Linked DNA regions of Homo sapiens: region 1 is linked to region 2. Evidence: chromatin loops called from intact Hi-C (ENCODE). Cell type or tissue: heart left ventricle. All regions are shown on one strand.

Region 1 (2,500 bases), 480 kb before region 2:
TCATTGGTTTCAATTACTAGCTACAGCAAGATGTCTGGGGATGCGATTTAATTGGGTTAAGATGCTCTGGATGTTTTTGTTCAGTCTAGCTCAAGGCTGGCTGGTACTTTCTGAATTTCCCAAGACCAGTGTACATATTTTATAAAACTTTTTAATTCTATTACGGACACCAATAGTATCTGCCACAAAATGAGCAAATGTATCTAAATATGACCTCTTTTACAGTAATGTGCATGTCTATCTTTATACCTAAAATTACTATTATTAGTTGCACTATTCTTAGGGAAAAAATATGGTCCCAAAATATTTCTGTTTTGCCAATTAGAGGTGAATGGTACCTGAGGCACATATAATAGATAAGTTATTTGTTACAATGGATGATGGGAAATTTCAAAGTGAATCAGATGGCAGAAGCACATATGGTCGACATTTTTACATTTTTTTGTTCTTTCTAGTATTGTCACAGTTCATAACATATGAATATGCTTAGGAGCTAAAGGATAAGCCATTATCCTGATACATATATTTGAATCTTTGTAATATGTATTTTAATATAGAGAGGACTCCCTGAATGTATGACTTAGAAAATACAATATAATACCTATAATTAACTTAAAAAGCAATATTTGTCACACTTACTGATATCTCAAATTTTTATAAATTTAGCAGGGTTTCTGTCAAACTGTATGGTTACCTATGTTAACATCACACAATATGTTCGGAATAGACCTTTCTCTCATAACATTTTACTTAGCCAAATGGTTTGGTTAATATTAACATCAACCAATTCCAGATGTCAACAATTAAGTTCAATCCAACAAAACATTTAGTCAGGCACTTTCCTCTGACTGAGAATAAGAAGACTTTACATAAACATATGTACTGGATTTTTAGTCTATCTTAAGATAAAATAGTTGTGTTTAGTGACTAAACATATCATTACACAGATGCCTGATCCTCTTTTGCAGCTGTTCTTGCTGTTTTGGTTCTACTTAGCCCCTTTCCTTATCTTTCTTTTGTGTGGCACTATATGGGGGGACATCTGCAGATGAGGGTTTCTGGCTGATTTTGTAATGTGCCTGCAAAAAGCTAAGCTTGCATTGTAATGAGGTCAGGTTTCATTCTAAGCAAGGTCACACTCCAGGGTTGGTAGAACTCCAAGGAAAATCAAAGTGCTGACAGAAACATCTAAAAGGTGGTGATTCGGTAGGTGGCACTCTTTCCTCCACACAAATACCGACGTTGGTGGTCAGGTTCAGGCTGTCTTTCAAAGTTAATTTACAACATGTCCTCTTTTGACCATTAGGGATTCTATTGTAGAGAGTTTTTTTTAGGGGGAGAGGGGTTGTTTGTAGTTTTCCTCAGAAAGCAAGGATGTTTCTTTTAATCCCTATGTCCCAGATAAACATGAGCTCTGTATTTTTGTTTTGCTTTGCTTATAATTTCAACTTGATGAGCTAGGCTAACTGTGCAGTCACATATGCTGCCGAAAACCTTTACCCTGCTTGGAAAATGTTTCCTTATCTACATATGCGTTTTCTTCATTCTGATTATTTATGAAATTCTCACTTAGTCCCCAGAGTTGCATGAACCTCAAAATTAGCCTGCCCTGGAAAAACTTCAAATTCTAACAACAACCAAAAATATAAATACTGATTTCTCTGCTCTTTCTTCATGAGCCTGAAAAACACTACTCTTGGCTTTTATTAAACTGAATGTCAACCAGGGTCCAGAAGATGGATTTATTAATGAATTAGTCTTTTTTCCAAAATGTTTTTTTCAAATGTAAAAATAAAACAAGAAAATAAAGCTGGTACTTTTTTTTTTTTTTTACAACAAAAACTAGGATGAAGATCATATAAATGAAGATTGAGCCATAAAGGTGAATGTGCTAGACAATGAGTCATGATTTAATGTTAATTGAAAAAGTTATGGTTTATCCTATTGTTTTATTATCACATTTTCTTTAATTTTTTTTTTATTTTCTTGCGTACATTAGCCTTTCAGTGGCAATGTGACTTTTCTTTTGTTAAAATGTGTAAAGAGTGTCAGGTGTGACTGAACTCGGGATTAACAAAAGCAAAGGAGTGTAAGTAAATTCATTTGAGGTCCCATTAGTTCAACCTGAAAAGGTTTCCCAGTTATGATGGTTTGACATTTACTCAGTACCCATAGAATGTTATGCAGAAAAAAAAAAAAAAAAAGAAAGAAAGAAAATCTCGCCCACTTTCAGGCACACACGCACACAAATGCATTCACAGACACAAACACAATGTAGGATTCTATTGAGTCGAATCAACTTGATCAGCTCTAAATAGAAATAAAAGACTCAATTTCCAAAGGCTGTGACAATGATATAAACCATCTACTTCCTCTAGTAATGTTGTTTGAACCCCTTCAATAGCTTCATTTGGACCTATACGAATCCTCCCACCTATTAAGCTTTGACACACCAACCAGTGCCAACCATAAACCCCAGTTACAAAATTATATGATCTGC
Region 2 (2,500 bases):
TGTTAATGACAGAAACCATGGCAGGCACTTTACTGAGAGGAAAAAGTGCGGCACCCATTATGGAGAGTGGGGAAGAAAGATTGGCAATGGCTTTACCCTCAGTGGGAGAAGGTTGAAGTGGCCCCAAGATTGAAATCATCCTGGAGGTGTTAACACTTCAAGTCTGTGTTCAAACTTTGCTGCCTTCTGCTGCAGAGGATTTGCCTACAAATAACAATAACAAGAATAATAACTAGAATAATACCTGCCACCTTTTATTTAGCATTCATTGCGCCCTAGGCTAAGCCTTTATGAGGCTCTTCTCATTACATCTTTTTAACAACCCTATGAGGAGGGTATTATCATTCCATTTTACAGCTGAGTGTTAACAGACCATAAACTCACCAAGGAAATCCTCAAAACATGGCTGATATTCAACCTCTCCTATAGATTTGCAGACTCTGTTTTTTGTCACCCCACTCCAGGGTGCCACGTTAAATATATGTATATTTTAGCATCCTTGACATCTTTAAATGATATCATCTGAATTTTTACCTAGATATTCTGTTTCATTTACCTTTAAGTCCCCAAATCAGGTTTGAAATTCCTTTTCATTCACACAGAAAGAATATTTATATTACTACCCATGGCTTCAAGCAGGACAAAATCCCTCTCCACCATGAGTGACTCTGAACTTGATTTTTGGTGTAACAGCCCTCACATTGTACCATTACATATATACTCAAGGGCAGAAAATAAATAATAAATTATAGCATTTCTTATGTTTGCTTTGCACCATCCAAGATGTCAATCATATTGTGGGGAGTAACGCCTTCTGACCACTGACATTTAGGTACAACGCTGAAGGACTATTTCTCCAGCTAGCACTTCAACACGGTTCTCTAATATCTTAAAGATCAACCTTAACAACAACAATGATGACAAAGGTATGAATTTTATCAGTTACAAGGTATAAAAAAAGGTTTTGAAATATGAACAACCTTATCATTGATTTCTTTCTTTTTAGGCCAAAAGAGCATATATCATTCAAGCTATGGGGACAAAAATAAATTGTTGCCAGAGGCTGTTCAAATGGAAACCAGTAGCACCCTTCAGGGTTCAATGTACTTTTTTGTTTCTTTTTTCCTACCCAGACTCTCAAAGGGACAAACACATGCAGGAAAGTGATCCTGGAAAGAAGGGGTTAATATAAGCTGCACAGTGCACTCAGTGATGCCTTAAATAATTGTCACATGTCCCCTATAATCTGTCCCATGCTGTCAGCACTGAGTTAGTCATAATAATATCAGATAAGAGCTGTTCAAAGTGACACACTAACCAACATGGGAGCCACATGACTTTCTGGCTTGGCTACTGCCCTTCAGCTGAACTTTGGCTTAGAACACAAGGCTCCCAGAGGCAGCCTGGCACATGCCGCCGCGTGGAGTGTCCGGTGGCATTTTCCGTTGCTAGGGCCTCTGTTGCTTCACAGTCTAGTGAGGGGCAGCTGGGGATCAGTGACAGGGAGTCACCTGCTCACCCCACCTCTGGGGACAGGGAAAGGAATTGGCTGCTGTGGTGGCCGCTGCCTTTCTGAGCTTGTGCTGGGACTCCCTGTCCCCTCCACAGTTGATTAGTTTTGCAAATGTGTGTGTCACGCGTTATGCCAAGAACCACAGCAGGGAAACTCGGACCCCCAAAGGGAGTTTGTGCTGGAAGAGGTAGAGAAGGAATGTGACTCTTGGCTAAGAGGACACAAAGGCAAGGGCAGGAAGGAAGGAGGAAAAAAAAAGGAAGGAAAGTTATTACCTCTGGGTAGAAGGTTACTGTAGACTAGCTCTATTTTATTTGTGCTTTTCTGTATCCCCGCCCTGACTTTTTTTTTTACTTCCAGCATACTTTAGATTTTTAATTTAAAAAGTTAAGGCACATATTTTTTAAAGGAGAATAAAGAAAGAATAGTGAAAAAGAGGAAGAAAGGAAGGTGACCCATTCACTCACTGATTCATTCACAAAGCAGAGACCAGAAAGGAAGCAAGAATCCAATGTCATCTGACATTGGATTTGAGAACATTTATTGGCAGTGTGCCTCTGGCATACTTACCTAACACCTCTCTCTAAGCTTTATTATCCTCGGCAGTAAAATGGAAAAATAATACCTAAGTTACAAGACTGCCATGGGGATAAAAAGAGGTGATATATGCTAAGTGGCTAACAAGTGGTAGGTGCTCAATAATCAGTAGCTCATGGGAAGCCATGGAAGTTATGACGATCTTTGGAGTCAGAGATACCCAGATCCAAAGTCTGACTCCAGCACTTACCATGGTGTGACCTCAGGCAAATTATCTCACCTTGCGGAGCCTCAGTTTCTCATGTACAAAATGGGGATAATGATACCCCATTGTCAGGGTTGTTAAAAGGAGTTACTGTTAATGCTTTACACTTGGCAAATAATCAGGCACATGGTAGTTATACAGTAATTTGTAACAGGAGTTGCCATAGTGGTGGTGGTCATAGTAGC

What was found. Peaks named below come from ENCODE experiments on the same cell type or tissue, not always from the same donor. Only the 100,000 strongest peaks of a DNase experiment are listed, where the experiment ranks them.
Region 1: a loop joins it to region 2, with 4 times the contacts of the local background. A loop is called at or near these places in 2 of 110 quality-filtered maps.

Annotation. Positions count from the first base shown.
Region 1 is chr4:23,454,481-23,456,980 of GRCh38, forward strand. The region is part of intron 18 of LOC105374524 (a long non-coding RNA gene); the gene reads left to right. Among named protein-coding and RNA genes, the nearest start is that of PPARGC1A-AS1, 310 kb to the right of the region's middle. In heart left ventricle, a CTCF peak has its summit at 1,223; no DNase peak of the experiment used is centred here; H3K27ac peaks cover 240 bases.
Region 2 is chr4:23,929,580-23,932,079 of GRCh38, forward strand. It overlaps a transcript of PPARGC1A not described here. Among named protein-coding and RNA genes, the nearest start is that of PPARGC1A, 41 kb to the left of the region's middle. RefSeq lists an enhancer at 859-2,490. In heart left ventricle, no CTCF peak of the experiment used is centred here; a DNase peak (open chromatin) is centred at 1,452; H3K27ac peaks cover 2,500 bases.